Linked DNA regions of Homo sapiens: region 1 is linked to region 2. A link is a loop called in an ENCODE intact Hi-C map of the cell type or tissue named here. Cell type or tissue: gastrocnemius medialis. All regions are shown on one strand. Links, peaks and the distances in the headings refer to the core of each region. The heading gives the core; the rest is flanking DNA.

Region 1 (15,508 bases), core at 6,269-10,268, 58 kb before region 2:
GGGCGTGGGGAGGGGGAGCCGGTGAGCCTTCGGGCCTGGCGGGCAGTAAACGTTTCTGGAACTGACTCACTTGCTGGGGAGGGGCAGCCAGGGAGGGTCACGGAGAAAGTCCCTGCCCGCCATGGCCCCGGACCGCCGTCGGCTGCCCGTCCAGCCTGGAGTGAGGAGGCGTCTTCCTTTGCATGTCAGGTAAACTGAGGAAAGCTGCCTCTGGGGTCTGCTGCGCTCGCCGCCTGGCTTCCGGTGCCCAGGGGCCGGGTGGAATGGGTCGCGGGACCCACGCTGGTGACCGCAGCCTCCCTACGCTGTGAGAGGGCCAGGCTTCGTGGGGACAGACAGCCGCCAGGGTGCCTGGAACCCATGGGTGTGAGGGGGGTTCCAAGGCCACGGGGGACGGTGAGGAGCTTCTCAGGGCGGCATCACTGTGACCAGAATGTTTTCACTGGTGGGGCAGGGGCCCAGCCCCGGAAGCTACCGGGTGGGTCTCACTCAGCTGGGCGCTGGGGCCCTGGTGGAGAATGGCTGTCGGTGTTGCCCGGGTGTGGCTGGGCTGACCGGGGCATTTTCGGGGGCTTTTATCAGATCCTGGAATGACTGCTACCCGCCAGGAGCTTGGGGGAGCTGCGAGCCCCCAGGTGGATGCAGGAGCTCTCGGGGTGGCCCTGAGGTCTGGGCACCCAACGCTGCCCCGGGGTGGGGGTGTGGATGCTTGAATTGCTTGCCGACTTTGGAACACCAGGGGCTGCCACCCTCAAACGCAGACTTGTGGCTTCTCTTGAAAAACCAGATGATCTAGAAACCCTGGCCACATTCCTGCCCACAAGTCTCCGCTGCCCCTCCCCAGGGGTGCACCTGTGTGGCCCCCTCCCCCAGCTCTGGTGAGGCGGCTCCTGCCCCACTTGGAGGATGTGGGAGGGGTGGGGAGGTTACACTGAGAGGGGGATACTCGAGCTCCTCATCCACAGCCTCTGGGCCCCTAAAAGGAGTGGGAGCGTGTCCCCGGAGCCTGCTCCCGTACTCAGTGGCCGGCTTTGCTCCTGGCTGGCCGTTCAGGAGCCTGGGTTTCCGTGCACGCGGCCTGACCGCAGGCTGAGACCTCATGGCCTGGCGCTGTGTACTGCAGGTCTGGGTCAGCCCCAGAGAAGCCACCGTCCCCCCCACCCCCTGGAGCCGTGGGTGTGGTGCCTCCCGGGGCACAGGGGCTCTGCAGAGGGGTCGTCCTGGATTCCTCGGGTCCCGGCATCGTCACAAATGTCCTCATGCGTGGGACCCTTCTCCAGCTGGAGGAGGGGAGGTCAGGTCAGAAGCCTAAGAGGGACCTTGCCCTGCTGGCTTTTAGGAGGGAGGGATGGCGTGATGGGGGACGTGGCTCCCCGAAAGCAGGGAAGTGGGGCCTCAGCCCAGTGGCCACAGGGAGCAGAATCCCGCCCCCGGCCGAGCTCAGGCGCGGACTCTCCCGGAGAACCCAGACCAGGGCCCAGGACAGCAGTGCCTTGACCTTGGCCTTGGAGCCGTGGCCGTGGAGCAGCCAGCCCACCTGGACCTCTGACCTGCTGGGCCCAGAGAGGGCGCGTGGGTGTCGTTGTCAGCAGCTACGTTTGAGGGAAGGTGGATCAGGCCGCACTGGCGAACCTGGAGTTCCTGCTTCTGTGATTTCGGGCCCTCAGTTCCCTCCTCCAGGCGTGGAGCAGCGCCTAACTGTGCGGCCATTGTCAGGACAGGGTGCGTAGCTCCAGCAGTCAGCGCTGAAGTCTCGCTCTAAGCGGTCTTGGAGCTGCCGTCCTCAAGCCCAGCCCGAAGCCAGAAGGGACTCTTCCTCCTCCTCCAGGACCTGATGCCCTCAGGGCTCGGATGCAGGTCCTTGTGACATTTTTGTCACCAAGGCTGGACTTAAGCTCAAGGACAGTGGTGACCGGTCGAGCCACTTGTCTGGGATCAGCATAGCCCGGCTGCTGGCAACGCTTGGCACTCCCCAAGGAGCCAGGTGGGGAGACCTTGTGGCCTGAGGCCGCTGATGTGAGGCAGTGACAGTAGCAGGTGTGGGATGGGCCAGACTACCCTCCACATGGATTGAAGACACACAAGGGCACCTCCATTTCAAAGGACCGGAAGTCTGGAGTGAGTGGGGATTTAGCTTAACGTCTGCTCAGGAGAAAAAGACGTGTAGGTTAGAGGGGACCACAGGCTCAAGCTCAGCATGTTAAAAGGTTTTTAGCGTGTGTGGCTTTTAGCGTGTGTGTGTGTGTGTGTGTGTGTGTGTGTGTGCGCGTGCAGTTGCGGTCTCGCTCTGTTGCCCAGGCTGGTCTCCACCTCCTGGGCTCACGCAGTCCTCCCAGCACTGGGATTACAGCCACGGGCCACCGCACTGGCCCCAAAAGACTGAAAATAAACACAAGACCCGAGCGGGCTCCTCACAGCAGCAGAAGCCGCGTGGAAGCTGCTTGGCTGCCACAGAAAGCCGCACCACCCTGTCCAGGCGGACAGGCCTTTAACCGCCAGGTAGCAGTGAGGCCCGCTCGGAGCATGGGGACCCTGCTTTGGAGCCCCGCAGCCCGGCCTGGAGGCTGTTTCCGCATAAGCATTTGTGTCGTGGAATCTCCTTTCCACTCCCTCACCGGGCCTCCCTCTGGGCTGGGGTCTGGGATCTGGGGTCTGGAATCTCGGGTCTGGGATCTGGGGATCCGGGGATCTGAAGTCTGGGATCTGGGGTCTGGGGATCTGAAGTCTGGGATCTGGGGTCTGGGGATCTGAAGTCTGGGATCTGGGGTCTGAGATCTGGGGTTTGGGATCTAGGGTCTGGGATCTGAGATCTGGGGGTCTGGGGTCTGGGATCTGGGATCTGGGGTCTGGGGTCTGGGGTCTGAGGTCTGGGATCTAGGATCTGGGGTCTGGGATCTTGCGGTCTGGGATCTGGGATCTGGGGTCTGAGATCTAGGATCTGGGGTTTGGGGTCTGAGATCTGGGATCTGGGGTCTGGGGGTCTGAGATCTGGGGTCTGGGATCTGGGGTCTGGGGTCTGGGATCTGGGGTCTGAGATCTGGGATCTGGGGTCTGGGGGTCTGAGATCTGGGGTCTGGGATCTGGGGTCTGGGGTCTGGGATCTGGGGTCTGAGATCTGGGGTCTGGGGTCTGAGATCTGGGGTCTGGAGTCTGAGATCTGGGGTCTGAGATCTGGGGTCTGGGGTCTGAGATCTGGGGTCTGGGTACTGGGGTCTGGGGTCTGGGATCTAGGGATCTGAAGTCTGGGATCTGGGGTCTGAGATCTGGGATCTGGGATCTGAGGTCTGGGTTCTGGGATCTGGGGTCTGGTTCCCCAGATGTGGTTTCTTCCTAAAAGGCATCGGCCTCACATTCCTGGCTTGGGACTCTTGCTCTGTCCAAGGGTACGGGACTGAGTGCCAGCAACCACCACTACTCCACTTGGCTCTGACTCTGGGCCTGGACTTCCTTCTGTTCTCAGGGACAGCAGTGCTGCCTTGGGGGTGCCCGGCACCCTGCTCGCATCTCAGCCACGACGTCCCCCTGGCCCTGTGGCTTCCACTTTCGGGGTTGGCTTGGGATGAAGCACCAAGGCCCCTCCCCAGGGCCTCCTTTATTCCCTTTCCAGGCCTGCATTCGGCACCGTGCTGACCATGCCTGGTGGGGCTGTGGGGTCAGCTGAGCAGCCCTGACCTGGTGGAGCTCCTGACGGCGGGGTCAGATGTCAGGCAGGGCCACGCTCAACTCCGGGTCCTCCCTCGCATGGCGGGGGCTGCTGCGCAGGGGTTGCTGGATCCTACCTGTTGGGCGTGTGACCCTGGCTCGGGCTGGACGCCTTGTTTGCTTCAGGGCAGTGGAGTCTTGACCTCCTCCGGGCACACCCTGTGGAAGACCCACAGTGCCGCCGCTGCCTCCTCCTCCTCCTCCTCCTGTTCCTCCTCCTCCTCCTGTTCCTCCTCCTCCTCCTCCTGTGCCTCCTCCTCCTCCTCCTGTGCCTCCTCCTCCTCCTCCTCCTGTTCCTCCTCCTCCTCCTGTTCCTCCTCCTCCTCCTGTTCCTCCTCCTCCTCCTGTTCCTCCTCCCTCCTCCTGCTCCTCCTCCTCCTCCTCCTGTCTCCACTGCCCCTGGCATCTGGGATGTCCCCACAGTGTCCTAGCACCTGTTCCTCCTCCTCCTCCTCTTCCTGTTCCTCCTCCTCCTCCTCCTGTTCTTCCTCCTCCTCCTCCTCCTCCTCCTGTTCCTCCTCCTCCTCCTCCTGTTCCTCCTCCTCCTCCTCCTCCTGTTCCTCCTCCTCCTCCTCCTGTCTCCACTGCCCCTGGCATCTGGGACACCCCACAGTGTCCTAGCACCTGTTCCTCCTCCTCCTCCTCCTCCTCCTCCTGTTCCTCCTCCTCCTCCTCCTGTCTCCACTGCCCCTGGCATCTGGGACGTCCCCACAGTGTCCTAGCACCTGTTTCTCCTCCTCCTCCTCCTCCTCCTCCTCCTGTTCCTCCTCCTCCTCCTCCTCCTCCTCCTCCTGTCTCCACTGCCCCTGGCATCTGGGACGTCCCCACAGTGTCCTAGCACCTGTTCCTGTGCACGGGGGAGGCTTTGTGCTGGAGCAGGACAGGAGGTTTGGCAAGAGAAGCTGTCAGTTCGGCCACCCGCTCAAGCTGTTCCTGCTCCTGGCCATCTCCGAGCTTGGGAACTTTCCCTCCCATGGCACCAGCCCCTTGGCCCCTCCGGAAGGCCCCGGAAGCCATGGGCAGGGGCTTCCCTCGAAATCGGGGTGCAGTGTGAAGCCCCCACGGCCAACACCCTTGAGCCCTCCCAGGAGAGGGGCCGTGATGGCCGCGGGCCTGAGTTTCCAGAGGACCCACCTGGAGGGAGGTCCTTGGTCGGGGGGAGGGGAGCTTCCTGGGCGCTGGGTTCCGACCCCGTCCTCAGGGCGCTGAGTCTGGCCAGTACACCTTTCCCTGTGAGAGAAGCACGTGGGCTCCTGGGGTATGGGGCGGTGAGGCTGCAGTGCCCCTTCCACCTCCAGGCAACCGGGGCCACTGCCGTTCCTCGTGGGGCGGGGAGAACTTGCTCGCCCTGGACCCCGGCTCCTGCCCTCCTGCCGGGCCCACCTCGTCCTCATCCTAAATTGAGGGGCCGTCCCCCAGCATGCTTGAGAAATGTCAGGCGGTGCTGGGCCGGTCTGGGGCCCCCAGGCTTCCCCGGCGCCGCCTGGCCTGTGCCTGCGCGTGGCAGGGTCCAAGCTCGGGAGCGGTGGCCTCTGCCCGTGGTTGGCAGCCTGGAGCCACTGCGGTCCAGACGCCTCCTGGGATGCTGTGGAAATCCACAGACAGCCTCGTGCCGCCTCACCCCAGGGCACCCGAGTCCTCGTGCTCACGGGAGTCGCGTGGGGCTCAGGGCTGGAGCAGCCTCCTCCCTGGACGAGCTTCTCGTGGCGGCCGCAGCAGTGCTGCAAACTGGGTGGCTTAGAGCAGCCTGTCCCTGTCCTGGAGGCCACAGGAAGCTGAGGTCAAGGAGTAGCTCCAGGGGAGGACCCTTCCTGCCCCTCCCAGCTTCCGGGGCTCCAGGCGCCCTTGGTCTGCGGCCGCGTCACTCCAGCCTCTGCTCCGTCTCCATGCGGCCGTCTCCCGATGTGTGGGTGTCCACGTTCCTCTTTTCTCTTAAGGACATGAGTTGTTAACAGGGACACAGACCACCCCCTCCAGCATCCTCATTGTAACCAACCACGTGTGCAAAGACCCTGTATGCAAATAAGGCCCCACCCACAGGTGCGGGTAGATGTGAGTCTGGAGGGACTGTAGTCACCCCGGTGCCCTCTCTGTCCCTGGCACTCCCTCTTGCACCTCAGGACCAGCCTCCAAATCGTCACTTACCAGATCCTGTCTTGGCCTTGTGGCCCGCAGGCACTGTGGGGTCTGATCCTGCCCCCATACGTCCCCAGCACAGGCTGTCCCTGGGGCTCTGTCCCGTCCACATTGGTGGCCCTGCAGCCCCAACGTCCCCTCCCCTCTGCCAGTTGGAGTCTGGAATGTGGGTGGACGATGGTCTGCTCTCTTCCCACTGAACGCTGTCCGGCGGCTGGACTGGGTGTGCATGTAGCTGGTCTACAGGGTCCTCACATGGGCTAGGGAAACCAGCGTCAGGTTCCTGGTCTCCGTTTCTCTGTGTGTCAGATGAGGGGCTAGACCAGCTCTGGGGAGCTCTGGAGATGGGGTTGAAGGTCAGGAAGGCCTCTCTTGGTCTGGAGGTTGGGCTCCACCTCACAAAGCTGGGAGAAGGTTGCCGGCCTGGAGAAGTCTGGTCCCTCAAGGCCGATGTCAGCTGGTCCCTCCGGGGCGTCAGCCTCCTGCCTCTGGCAGGCTCGTATGGGTGAGAGGAAGCCAGATTTCCACCTTGCAGGGGTTGAGATCCAGGCTCCTGCCCCCAACAGCGTTTCTTTTTTTTTTTTTGAGACGGAGTCTCGCTCTTTCACCCAGGCTGGAGTGCAGTGGCCCGATCTCGGCTCACTGCAAGCGCCGCCTCCCGGGTTCACGCCATTCTCCTGCCTCGGCCTCCCGAGTAGCTGGGACTACAGGCACCCGCCACCACGCCTGGATAATTTTTTGTATTTTTTAGTAGAGACGGGGTTTCACCGTGTTAGCCAGGCTGGTCTCGATCTCCTGACCTCGTGATCCACCCGCCTTGGCCTCCCAAAGTGCTGGGATTACAGGTGTGAGCCACTGTTCCCGGCTGTATTATTTTAAAAAAGAATAAAACCTTAACTTTAAAAGACCCCATCCCTGCTCCCGTCTAGGGTGTGGAGTGGTCCCTGAGCCCTGTGTCCCCCACAAAGGAGCCCCACAGCCTCGGGGCCAGGAGGGCGCCTGCAAAGGCCCCAGGCGCCATCTGTGGCCGTGCCCGCTCACCTTGGGCCAGGACGTCCGTCTGTCTGGCCGGCTGCTGGGGAAGCTGTATGTCGGCTCCTCCCCGCAGGCCTGGCCCAACCCCCCCCCCCCCCCCCCCGCGGCTCCCCAGGGAAGGGAGTGGATCGGCTTTCACCCTCCTGGCCCTGCCGCCTGACTGACGACTCTTTCACAAGACAGCAGAGCCATGACACCCACCACCTGCGTCAGGGAGGCTCCGGGCCTCACAGGTGACCCACACAGCTCCCTACGCAGTTCTGATAACCTTGGCAGCAGACTTGAGAACTTTTAGAAAATTTCAAGAGGAGAGGTAGAAAGCGTAGTATGACGTGGCCGTTCCTAAAATGTGGGTCCTGGGCATCCTGAGACCCGCTTCATCGGGCCCAAGAGGTAAAGCTGTGTTGAGACAGGAAGGCACCCCCACCCCCAGCTCCCAGTGCTCAGGCACTCCCACCCCCACTTCCACCCCCCCAGTGCTCAGGCACCCCCACCCCCATCTCCACCCCCAGTGCTCAGGTACCCCCAGTGCTCAGGCACCCCCACCTCCACCCCCAGTACTCAGGCACCCCTACCCCCAGTACCCAGTACTCAGGCACCCCCAGTACCCAGTACTCAGGCACCCCCACCCCCAGTACTCAGTACTCAGGCGCCCCCAGTACCCAGTACTCAGGCACCCCCACCCCCAGTACTCAGGCACCCCTACCTCCATCTCCAGTGCTCAGGCACCCCCACCCCCAGTGCTCAGGCACCCCTACCCCCAGTACCCAGTACTCAGGCACCCCCACCCCCACCCCCAGTGCTCAGGCACCCCTACCCCCAGTACCCAGTACTCAGGCACCCCCACCCCCACCCCCAGTACTCAGGCACCCCTACCTCCATCTCCAGTGCTCAGGCACCCCCACCCCCACCTCCAGCCTCCAGTGCTCAGGCACCCCCACCCCCACCTCCCGGTGCTCCCGGTCTGGCTGTGCCTGGCTGGAGGAGCAGCCTGAGCTTTCTGGGAAGCACCTCAGGACCCTCCACCCTTTCTTTCCGTCCTCGGGCCCTGCCCACCCTGGGAGGGGCCGTCCAGAGCAAATGCCCCCTTGTGGTCCTGGCAGAGCTGCCCACAGGTTTCCCTGGCCACAGTCTAGTGAGTTACAGAGATTCATGTTACTATGAAAATGATTTCCATTCGGGCCGGGCCTGGTGGCTCACGCCTGTAATTCCAGCACTTTGGGAGGCCGAGGCGGGCGGATCACCTGAAATCGGCAGTTCGAGACCAGCCTGGGCAACATGGTGAAACCCCTTCTCTACTAAAATACGCAAATTATCCGGGCCGTGGTGGCGGGTGCCTGTCATCCCAGTTACTCCAGAAGCTGAGGCACAAAAATCACTGGAACCCAGGAGGCGAAGGCTGCAGTGAGCCGAGACCCCCAGTGGGTCCACAAAAATCACTGGAACCCAGGAGGCGAAGGCTGCAGGGACGAGACCCCCGGTGGCTCCAGCCAGCTGCCTCTGTTCTGTAGCCACCCTCTGTGCGTCCTCCCCCGGGTCTCCCCACTGCCCTTCGGGGGTGTCCACCAGGCACTCACTGCAGCCAGGCGGCCGCCATTGTAATACTGGGCCTCCTGTGAGGCCGCCCCGCAGACCCCCCGAGGCCTGGGCAGGGGTGTGGGAGTGGTTTCTTCATGGGCTCTTGGTGCATGAAGTTGGATGTACCCAGTGGGTGGGGGGCTGCCCATGAGGGCCTGGGGACCGTGAGCGGCTTGCTGGGCCCCAGCCGGGCTGCAGGGATGTGGGTGAGCGGCTGCTCTTCCTCTGCCAGGCCCAGCCCTTCCCGCTCCCTCAGCCTCGCTGCCGGGGCAGCTTCCCCCATCACAAACAGGTGCCAGGCGCAAGCTGCCCACCAGCACCCACAGCCAGAGGGCGGGTGCTGCCCCTGGGGTGGAACGTGTGAGAGGGTGGTGCGGGAATGTGGCCGCGTGGCGGGGCAGGCGGGGGCACCCGGAGGCTGATGGCTGCAGAGAGCAGCACTGGCGTGGGCAGGGGCAGCGCCGGACACTCTGGGGTCTCCCTCACCCACCTCCCTTCCCTGGCCCCCTCCTCTGCCACTGCCCAGCTCTGTGGGGGGCGAAGTCCTCTCAGGCAGGCACCTTGGCCCAGGAGTAGGGGAACCTCACGGATGTCTTGAATGTGTCCCCTCCTGTCCCCCCACTGTCCCCCCGCTGTTCCCCCACTGTCCCCCACTGCCCCCCGCTGTCCCCATCTCCCCGCTGTCTCCCTGTTGTCACCCCGTCCCTTGCTGTCCCCCCGCTGTCCCATCCGCCGCTGCCCCCCCACTATCCCCCACTGTTTCCCTACTGTCCCCCTGCTGTCCCCCCACCATCCCCCGCTGTCCCCCCACTGCCCCCCACTGTCCCCTGCTGTCCCTCCACTGTCCCCTGCTCTTCCCCCGCTGTCCCACTGTCCCCTGCTGTCCCCCCACTGTCCCCTGCTGTCCCCAACTGTCCCCTGCTGCCCCCTGTCCCCCCACTGTCCCCTGCTGTCCCCAACTGTCCCTTGCTACCCCCTCTTGCTACCCCCGTCCCCCCAAGGTCTCTCACTGGGCTGACCCTCCCTTGGCTCCAGCCCTTCAGGCCTCCCTTGCCCCGGGCTCCATGTTGAGGGACGAAGCGCTCTGTCTGCAGGGGTCAGGACCTGAGACGGCCTGCAGTGTCCTCCCCACCAGACGGTCCTGGCGGCCGAGTTGGGGCCTGCCCAGGTGCCTGAGCTTGCAGGGCTCTCTGCCCCATATTAGCTGAGCCTTGTGAAATCGCCAGCCCCCGCCCCCTGCACCCGGTCCTAGGATGCGAGTTGTGCGCCCGCCAGGTAGAGGGTGATTGCCCTGTCTTGAGCCCATCTGGAGGCCAGTGTGCGGTGGTCATAGCTGCAGGTGGGGTCACGGCTGTGGGGCGGCGGTTGCAGCCGCAGGTGGGGTCATGGCTGCAGGTGGGGTCATGGCTGCAGGTGGGGTCGCGGGTGCAGGTGGGGTCACGGCCGTGGGGCGGCGGTTGCAGCTGCAAGTGGGGTCACGGCTGCAGGTGGGGTCGCGGCTGCAGGTGGGGTCACGGCTGCAGGTGGGGTCGCGGCTGTGGGGCGGCGGTCACAGCTGCAGGAGGCCATCACGGCTGTGAGGTCACCGGAGGCCGCAAGTCCGCTCTGTCTTATGGCCGTGGCTCTGTGCGGGGTTCCCGGGACACCCGGGGGCCTGCTCCTTGCCATCTTCAGGTCCTGGGACGCAGGGAGCGCCTTGTGCCTGCCCGGAGAACCTCGGCTGAGGTAATGCGGCCTCCAGGGACTGTGCGGTGGCCTCTGCCGGGCTCCATCACCACGGTCGCGCCCGCTCGCCCGGGCCTCGCCGCCTCCTCCTCAGACCTCCATGTCCGCCTTTGCTGGCGCAGGCCTTGAGATGCTGCCGGGTGTGCCAGGAGACCAGAACCCGGGCCTGGGCGGAGCGCTCTGGGGTGTGCCGTGCGCCCTGGGTCCTCCCGTGGTCTCGGTTATGGCTCTGCGGCCAGTGTCTTCTCAGGGTCTCCGCTTTGCCGTCGCGAACGTGGGCACAGCGTGGCCTGAGCTGCTGAGTCTGGCTCTGGGGGTCACGTCAAGGCTCCACCTAGGGGCCTCCGTGTCCACATCCGAAAGTGCGGGGGTCACAACCCTGCTCGGCGAGAGGACGGCAGGAGAACCGGGCTCCGAGGACACAGCTCCCCATCTGCAGACGGCTCGGGTCTGAGGGCGGAGCGCGCGAAGGGGCTCCACACGACAGGTGCTCAGGGACCCCCAGGGGGAGGGTCCGCACAGTGGCCAGTTCTGAACATCAGGAGGCTGAGCTGTTGCTGCACAGCGTGGGGTGAGACCCTGGGGCGTCCAGCCAGGAAGACGGGGACTTCAGCAGGCTCAGAAGAAAGAGGCGGGAGGCGGCCGCAGTTACCCGGACTCAGGAGAGAGAGACGGGAGGCAGATGCAGTTACCCAGACTCAGGAGAGAGCTGGGAGGCGGACAGTTATCCGGACTCAGGAGAGAGCTGGGAGGCGGACAGTTATCCGGACTCAGGAGAGAGCTGGGAGGCGGACAGTTATCCGGACTCAGGAGAGAGAGCTGGGAGGCAGATGCAGTTACCCGGACTCAAGAGAGAGAGCTGGGAGGCGGACGCAGTTACCCGGACTCAGGAGAGAGCTGGGAGGCGGACACAGTTACCCGGTTCCTCGGATTCTCCCGGATCTTGGTCCTGTCTGAGGTTCTGCCTTCCCAGTGGTTGTCCTGTCTGGGCCACCAGCACCTTCATCGTTCTCTTTTACAACGACTCCCTTGAAGACCTGATTTCAGAAGGAAGCCACATCCCCTCTGGGTGTCAGCGTGCTGATAAAGCGCGGGCCCCCTCCCAAGGTGGGAACCGTGTGACCCCCGCCCCCCCAACCCCCACACCACGCATCCCTCCAGTCATGGGACTCGCGCCCAAAAATAAAACCAGGCAGGGGACACGCTCTGCTGCCCGCTGGACGTTTGGCTGGCCCGTGGCTCTGAGGCTCGGGGTGGGCCGTGTCACCGGGGCCGCGTGGGGAGAGGGTCTCCGGGGCCGCGTGGGGAGAGCGTCTCCGGGGCTGCGTGGCAGAGGGTCTCCGGGGCCGCGTGGGGAGAGCGTCTCCGGGGCTGCGTGGCAGAGGCTGCGTTGGGGTGTTCTCAGGCCCCAAGACCCCACCCAGTGTCCCACTAGGGTTTATCCTGGGGATTGGGGCAGCTGGATGCCCCAGAGACATGGCGTGGTCACAGCTGCTGCAAGAAACGGCGGCGGAGTCAATGGGGGAAGGGTCCGGAGGGCTCAGGACCATGGGGTGGGAGCCAGCCCTTGGGGGCGTGGGCCCTCGGACAGGACCGAGTCTGCAGGCAGGGCTAGGGGCTGGGGGCTGCGGGAGGGCCTGGGGATCGGGGCAGCAGGGGTTGTGAGATATGGCCGAGGACAGGGTGGGAGGCGATGGGGGGCTGGCAGTGGGCGGAAAGGCAGGGCTGTGGGTCCTGAGGGATTGCAGAGGGTGGGCGTTCTCAGGAGTGGCGGGTCCTGGGGGATTGCAGAGGGTGGGCGTTCTCAGGAGTGGGCACAGCCTGAAGTGTTGGGTTGTGGGGGGACTTGGAAATGGGCCCCGGGTGCAGGGTCGCCCCAGCCCGGCACCCACGCATCCCCTTCTGTCTCTGGATGGGCCCGTCCTGGACAGTGCATAGTAGTGGGATCACACACATCTGTGCCTGGCGTCTCTCACAGAGCGTGACGTCCTCAAGGTGCGTCTGCGCTGTGGCCTAGGTCGGCCTCGCTGCTGTTCATGGCTGTGTCGTGTTCTGGCACGTGGATGGGCCACGCCACATGCTGGTCCACTCGCCTATCCGTGGACACTGGGCTGCTTCCTCGGGTGGCTGTTGTGAGTGGTGCTGCTGTGGACGTGCATGGCCACGTTTCTGTGTGGTGTGGAATTGCTCGGTGGTGTGGTGACTCCAGCGTTAGCCTCTTGAGGAATCCCAGACTGCCAAGCAGCCGTGTGTGAGGATCCGCCTCCGCCTCCGCCTCCTGGTTTTGGGCCCTGACTCTTGGTTGGTTGTGCCTGGTGTCCGCATTGTTCTCCTGCCCCCATCCCCTCCCGGTCCAGGTCTCCACACCCTGCCAGGTCCCCAAGGCATGGACTCCAGGTCACATGCCATGTGTGAAGCCCTCCCCTTGAAGAACCCGGTCCCCTGAGCCTCCTGGGGTTGCCGCCTGGAAGGGGCGTCCACAGACGTGGGGGGCTCAGAGACCGTAGGGAGGGAGGAGCTGCCAGGAGCACCGTGCTGGCCTAGGGGACTCGGACACAGGCGAGCTCAGGGCCCCTGCTGCTGGAGGGGTCCCTCAGCTATGGTGTACCCCGAGGACGGTCATGGGGTCGCCCCAGAGCTGCCCAAGGTGCCCCCTCCCCAAGCTCCGTCCACCGTGGGGCCTGGGCCCTGCTGCCCATCAGCTCAGGACTGTGTGGCCTCAGAGCTGAGGAGCGCCCTGAGTGTGGAAAAGGTCAGCGTAGCTCTGGGGCTGTGGCTGCCGTGAGATGGAACCTGCAGCAGGAAGGGGTGCTGACAGGAGCTGAGGGGAGTCCCTGCAGGGGAGGGGCTGCTGAGCCCCAAGGCAGGGGGTGGGCCACCCCCTAGCACTGGTGGGCCCCTGGATGGGGACCCCGGTATCAGCAGCTGCCTTGGGCCCAGCAGAGCTGTTTGTGGCCACCAGCACACGGGGCCGGGGTCGGGGGGTCCCAGGCTCTACCCAGAGAACCTGTCTCCCAGAGGAACATACCGAGGCTTGGAGGAGCTTGGGTGTCTGAGGTTATTCAACTCAGAAGGTGGAGCCAGGCTTTGATCCTGCCTGACCCAGAATCTTTGACAAGGATTGGCCAAGACCCCAGATCCCAGCGGGCCTGTCCCTTCCCCTAAAGGGCCGTTCTGGCAAGGGTGTCGCAGGTCCCCGTGGGCAGCTGGAAGGGCTGCCAAGGGTCCCAGCTCTGGTGGCAGTGGGTTGTAGCGTCCTGACTGCAGGGAGCAGGCAGAGGCCGCGGACAGTTGGGACGGCCTGGCAGGGTGACCCCCACTGTGCCTGACCACCTCCATCTGGTCTCTGGGACAGGAGTCCCGACCCCCAGCCCCTGTTGCCCGGCCACTGTCTCTGGAGCGCCGGGCAGAGACGTGCCTCTCCCCCACGGGATTGCACAAGTGCCTGCGTGTGGCTGGACGGCAATTACTGGAAGTCCCGGAGATTTCTTCACTCCAGGGCTTGGCCGGGAGTGGCCGCCGCCTCCCCTTCCTGCCGCCCTCGGCAGTGAGCATGCTGGGCGGACGCCTGGAAAGCTTTCCCTGCCACCACGGGCCAGCCTGGGTCCCTGCACTCGCCAGGTAGGGCCTGGTGGGGGCTCAGCCTGGCGGGCGTCTGGCCGTGTGCCAGAGGCCGCGGGGCACGTGGGAGCTGTCCCTGGCGTCTGATGGTGTGGGGCTCGGCTCTGTAGCCCAGGAACGTTCTCAGTGGGGATGCTGGTGTGTGATTAGCCTGAAACGAGGTCTGGGTGCTCTTCCAGCTCTGCGTGGCCCCTGACCCCCCTCCTTGGGAGACCTCACTGTGGAGCCCCTGCTGCCTCTGAGGGACAGGGCTGGGTCCAGTGTCCCCTGGGCTCCCCTGGGTGCCGGGCCCGGGTTGGACTCTCCCTCCACAGTCTCACACCGGCTGCTGACAAAGCCAGATGTGGGGGAGTCAGCCTGCAGCTCCACTGCTCACAGTCTGGGTGCCTGGTCCTACGGCTGCCCTGTGACCTGGGCAGCCCTGTCGGGCCCACCTTAATCGTTGTAGTTGGGGCCGGGGAGGCCAGGAAAGGCGCTGTGGGCAGCACAAAGGAGTTGGGTGGCACTGCTGATGGCGGGTGGGGGTGAGTGGGGAGGGGAAGGAGCGCCTTTTGGTTCCGGCCCAGGAGGTAGCAGGAGCTGCAGCCCAGGCTGGGACCGGTCATGCCCGAGGGAGAGGCGGCCGGGGAGCACCACTCTCCACCACCGTTGGACTCTCAGGACGTCCCCGTCTCCCTCTGCAGATCATGATGCTGCCGCCACCGCCGCCACCACGGAGCGAGAAGCCCAGATAGACGCCCCGGCGGCCCCGGGTCCTGGAGTCCCGCCGCCTGCTGCCCGGCCGAGGACCCCACCCCGCCTGCCGCCCGATGCTTGCAGTGGGGCCCGCCATGGACAGGGATTACCCGCAGCATGAACCCCCGCCGGCGGGCAGCCTCCTGTACAGCCCGCCGCCCCTGCAGGTGAGCCCCACCCCCGGCCCCGGCCCACCCGACGGGGTCCACGGGCACTTGCCCCGCTCCGAGTGCCCGGGGTCACGTCGTGCGGAATGCTGCCCCAGTGGACGCGGCGTGATCTCCACCTGACCTTCCTGGCCCGGAGCCCGGCTCCACCCGCCCCCGTGGGCCCTGGAGAAGGGTCCCCATGGGGATGTGAATGGGAGGCTACTCATGGCCCCAGCTTTTCAAGAAGCACATTTGAGGAGATTCTCCCTGCTGCAGAGCTTCCAGTTCCTTCGCCGTCAGCTGTAGGGGGGGCTCAACTTTACTTGTAGGAACCTGTCAGTGAGGGAATTACTTAAAAAATATGTTTCTGGCCAAGTGGCTCGTGCTTGTAATCCCAGCACTTTGGGAGGTGGAGGTGGGCAGATCACCTGAGGTCCCGAGTTCAAGACCAGCCTGGCCAACATAGTGAAACCTCGCTTCTGCTAAAGATACCAAACTTAGCCAGGCGTGGTGGCGGACGCCTGTAATCCCAGCTACTCGGGAGGCTGAGGCAGGAGAATTGCTTAAATCTAGGAGGCAGAGGCTGCAGTGAGTGGAGACGGCGCCACTGAACTCTAGCCTGGGCGACAAGAGTGAGACTCCATCTCAAAAAAATGAAAAATAGGCCTGGCACGGTGGCTCACGCCTGTAATCCTAGCACTTTCAGAGGCCAAGGCGGGCAGATCACTTGAGGTCAGGAGTTTGAGACCAGCCTGGCCAACATGGTGAAACCCTGTCTCTACTAAAAATACAAAAAATTAGCCTGGCGTGGTGGCAGGTGTCTGTAA
Region 2 (4,452 bases), core at 1-4,000:
ACGGCCGCGGCGCTAGCTCACCATGGTCCCGGCCAGGCCAGGCGCGGCCAGAGCCCCACAGAGCAGCGCCGGCTTCAGTAGGCGGCAAAGGCGGCCGAGGCTCATCGCGGCGGGGCTGGGAGCCAGCGGCTCCTCCCCTCGTCCAGCCGACCAATGGACGCGCGTCGGCTTTCCGCGCCTCCTTTCCCACGGCCACGCCCTCCAGAGCGCTCATTGGTCAGACGCGTCGGTGTTGAGCGCTCGCGCCGACGTCAGCCAATGGGAGGCCGGAGTGGGAAGAAGGCGGGGAAGGGGGGGCGGGACCGGACGTGCGGACTTGTTGTTGGCGACTGCGCATGCTCGCTTGTGTCTAGGAGGCCGTGGCCTGGCTGGCGGCGCGTCGGGAGGCAGCGCAGTTATCCGGCTGGTTGACAGCAGCGCGGCCGCAGGCCAGACAACCTGAGAATACTACTTAAGACTCGTCGAGGGGGTTTGGTTTCTCCAACTCGCAGAAAAGTGTCCCCAACTCTTATTTACCTTTTTTTTTTTAAGACACGGGGTCTTGCTGTGTTGCCCAGGCTAACGTGCAGTGGCACGATCAGGGCACACTGCAGCCTCGACCTCCCAGGCTCAAGCGAACCTCCCGTCTCTGCTTCCCGAGTAGCTGGGACAACAGGCTCATCCACCATTCCTGGCTAATTATTGTTTTGTAGACATGGGGGTCTCGCTATGTTGCCTAGGCTGGTCTCAAACTTCTGACCTCAAGTGATCCTCCAGCCTCAGCTTCCCAAAAGTGCTGGGATCACATGCGTGAGCCAAAGGCTCGGCCGGGATTTGCCTTTTTTTTTTTTTTTTTTCCGAGACACAGTTTTTTTGCTCTTTTGCCCAGGCTGGAGTGCAGTGGCGCTATCTCAGCTCACTGCAACCTCCACCCAGCCCCCGGGTTCAAGCGATTCTCCTGACTCAGCCTCCTGAGTAGCTGGGATTACACGAGCGAGCCACCACACCCAGCTAATTTTTTTGTATTTTTAGTAGAGACGGGGTTTCACCATGTTGGCCAGGCTGATCTCGAACTCCTGACCTCAGGTGATCTGCCCGCCTAGGCCTCCCAGAGTGCTGGGATTACAGGTGTGAGCCACCGCATCCGGCCAAGGGATTTGCCTTTTTAATGTAAATGAAACCAAACTGAGTTGGGTTTGCTTCTCATCACAGCTCCATCTTATGGGGGTGTCCCTACCCTCACCCCTGCCATGGGCGCAGGGGGTCAGTGACTCCCCATCCTGGGTCTGGTTGCTGAGCCGCTTGTATAATGTGGGCACTGAGACCTGAGAGTCATCAAGACAGTTACCACTTAACTGAGAACCTGGAGTTTCCTGGGCTCCCACCCCCAGGGGCAGCTGCCCACGCAGGGACGCGCGGTATGTGCTCAGAAAATAAACACAAGTCTGGAGGGTTTTCTTACACTTCTAACATTACAAGGTATGGGCACACCCGAGCCCATACTGCCCCACATCTTGGCTTCCAACTCTGTTTTTCACTTCGTGGCTTGGACATGTGGCAACAGAAACACTCATCTCATACTTGGGAACTGAGTCACCGTGATTGGACTTTGACCCCTGTACAGGCAGGGGTTTGGATTTTTTTTTTTTTTTTTGAGGAGTCTTGGTCTGTCACCCAGGCTGGAGTGCAGTGGCTCCATCGCAGCTCACTGCAACCTCCGCTTTCCGGGTTCAAGTGATTCTCCTGCCTCAGTCTCCTGAGTAGCTGGGATTACAGGCATGTGCTACCACGCCCAGCTAATTTTTGTGTTTTTAGTAGATACGGGCTTTCACCATGTTGGTCAGGCTGGTCTCGAACTCCCGACCTCAGGTGATCCGCCTGCCTCGGCCTCCCAAAGTGCTGGGATTACAGGTGTGAGCCACTCTACCCCGCCTAGGTGCTTGGGATTTGTATGTTGTCCTCAAGGTCTTAACCTTTTCTGACCCTGCACTGAGTATTTCTTCAGAGACAGACTCAGGGCCGGGTTGACTTGGGGGGTGCTATGAGCCTGCCCCCGCCACTGCCCCCGACTCAGGCCTGCCAGATGCAGCACAGAGGCGTCATGGATGGTTTGGTGGCAGAGGCAGTGAAGCAAGGATCCCTGAGCAGGGCTGGCCGAATCCTGGTCTTGCATAAGTCTGTTCACATGGCTTTGCTCCCGCCCAGCCCCTAGAGGCTGAGTTCTTGGAGTCAACTCCCATTGTCTGACTTCTCAGGAAACCCCCCCATTTCCTCCCGCCCTGGCAGTGCCGGGTGACAGGGCCACACTGGTGACTCTGTTCTTGCCCTTGCGAAGGCTCAGCTGTTCGCAATTTTGCCGGTGTTGTTTTCCTTAAGTTTGTTGCAAACATGTGCACTGAAATGGGAGTTTATTTCAGGGTTGCCAGAAAAACAGCTCAGCACCCACAGCTCCGCGGAGAGACTTGATCCCATTCCTGACTTCCTGCCAATTGTGATAAAGTCAGAAGTGGGGAAAACACGGGGTCGCGACCTCGGATCTGAGAACGGGGCCCCAGGCTCTGGGAGAGATTTGTGCTGGGGGCTTCACAGCTTTTCCCAGAGTGTCCCCATTTCACGAACGGGGAAATGGAGTCTCGGGGACCTCTCAAGGCTCCAGCCCTGTGAGGGCGGAAGTTCTTGAGTGTCCCTGCAGGAAGCTGTGTTGCCACATATCTTTCTAGAGCAGCCCCTGGCTCCAGGAAGGACTGGGGAGGGGCTGTCCTGTGGCTTCATTTCTTTTTTAAGATCTTTTTGGCCAGGCATGGTGGCTCACACCTGTAATCCCAGCACTTTGGGAGGCTGAGACGGGCAGATCACGAGGTCAGGAGATCGAGACCATCCTGGCTAACACGGTGAAACCCCGTCTCTACTAAAATTACAAAAAATTAGCCAGGTGTGGTCGAGGGCTCCTGTAGTCCCAGCTACTACTCGGGAGGCTGAGGCAGGAGAATGGTGTGAACCCGGTAGGCGGAGCTTGCAGTGAGCCGAGATCGCACCACCGCACTCCAGCCTGGGCAAGAGAGCGAGACTCTCCGTCTCAAAAAAAACTTTTTGGCTGGGTGCGGTGGCTCACATCTGTAATCCCAGCACTTTGGGAGGCCGAAGCAGGCGGATCACCTGAGGTTAGGAGTTTGAGGCCAGCCTGGCCAACATAGGGAAACTGTCTCTACTAAAAGTACAAAAATTAGGGCCAGGCATAATGGCTCACGCCTGTAATCCCAGCACTTTGGGAGGCCAAGGCGGGTGGATCACGAGGTCAGGAGTTCAAGACCAGCCTGACCAACATGGGGAAACCCCATCTCCACTAAAAATACAAAAATTAGCTGGGAGTGGTGCCGTGCTCCTGTAATCCCAGCTACTCAGGAGGCTGAGGCAGGAGAATTGCTTGAACCCTGGAGGTGGAGGTTGCAGTGAGCCGAGTTCGTGTCACTGCACTCCAGCCTGGGGGGATACAGCAAGACTCTGTCTCAAAAAAAAAAAAAGTTTTTGAAATTCAAACAAAATACATATGAAATTCAACATTTTAACACTTCAAAGTGTACAATTCAGTGTTTTTAGGACGTGTACAATGTTATGAGACCATCACCTCTATCTATCTAGTTCCAGAATTTTTTTTTTCTCTTGAGACAGAATTTCGCTCTTGTTGCCCAGGCTGGAGTGCAGTGGCACGATCTCAGCTCACTGCACTGCCACCTCCCAGGTTCAAGCGATTCTCCTGCCTCAGCCTCCCAAGTAGCTGGGATTACAGGCGTGCGCCACCACACCCAGTTAGTTTTGTATTTTTAGTAGAGACAGGGTTTCTCCATGTTGGTCAGGCTGGTCTCAAACTCCCGACCTCAGGTGATCCGCCTGCCTAGGCCTCCCAAAGTGCTGGGATTACAGGCGTGAGCCACCGCACCCAGCACAGAGTATTTTCATTGTCCCCAAAGGAAGCCCAGACCCCATCAGCCTTCACTCTCCATCTCCTCCCCTAGGACCTGGCACACACACATCCCCTCCTGTCTCTGTGGATTGGCCTGTCCTGGACATTTCATGGAAATGGGATCACACACTGCGTGTTCTTTTGTGCCTGGCTTCTCTCACTGAGCATGAGGTCCTCAGGCTACATCCACATTGTGGCCTGTGTCAGAGCCTCATCATTCCTTTTCATGGCTCAGAAATATTCCAGTGTGTGGAGGGATCACATTGTGTTTATTTATTCATCTGTGGATGGACATCTGGGGTTTTTTTTTTTGAGACAGAGTCTCACTCTGTTACCCAGGCTGGAGTGCAGTGGCGCAATCTCAGGTCACTGCAACCTCCGCCTCCCAGGTTCAAGCAATTCTCCTTTCTCAGCCTCCTGAATAGCTGAGATTACAGGCATGCGCCACCATGCCCGGCTATGGGCTGTTTTCTCTTTTTGAGTTTGTAAAGCCGTACAAGTGTTTGTGTGGG

The links. Hi-C counts contacts between places; a loop is a spot of excess contacts. Peaks named below come from ENCODE experiments on the same cell type or tissue, not always from the same donor. Only the 100,000 strongest peaks of a DNase experiment are listed, where the experiment ranks them.
Region 1: it touches region 2 in a loop (2.2-fold over the local background); 5 of 110 quality-filtered maps call a loop at or near these places.

The regions. Positions count from the first base shown.
Region 1 is chr19:1,153,375-1,168,882 of GRCh38, reverse strand. SBNO2 (strawberry notch homolog 2) reads left to right here. Exons shown (of 32, transcript NM_014963.3): 2 at 14,481-14,699. The coding sequence starts at 14,607. It overlaps LOC102723798 (a long non-coding RNA gene), which reads right to left and starts at 5,432. Exons shown (of 4, transcript XR_007067079.1): 1 at 5,352-5,432; 2 at 4,837-4,932; 3 at 3,673-3,861; 4 at 143-2,142. LOC102725180 (collagen alpha-1(VII) chain) reads right to left here and starts at 50. Exons shown (of 3, transcript XR_005647046.2): 1 at 1-50. In gastrocnemius medialis, for the core only: a CTCF peak has its summit at 7,938 (motif pointing left); a DNase peak (open chromatin) is centred at 7,062; H3K27ac peaks cover 1,547 bases.
Region 2 is chr19:1,099,697-1,104,148 of GRCh38, reverse strand. GPX4 (glutathione peroxidase 4) reads right to left here and starts at 155. Exons shown (of 7, transcript NM_002085.5): 1 at 22-155. The coding sequence starts at 105. RefSeq lists silencers at 1-339, 350-429, 3,718-3,855 and enhancers at 1,032-1,111, 1,132-1,181, 1,212-1,581, 2,071-2,605, 4,431-4,452. In gastrocnemius medialis, for the core only: a CTCF peak has its summit at 2,178; DNase peaks (open chromatin) are centred at 268, 1,518, 2,218, 2,678 and 2 weaker places; H3K4me3 peaks cover 1,407 bases; H3K27ac peaks cover 4,000 bases.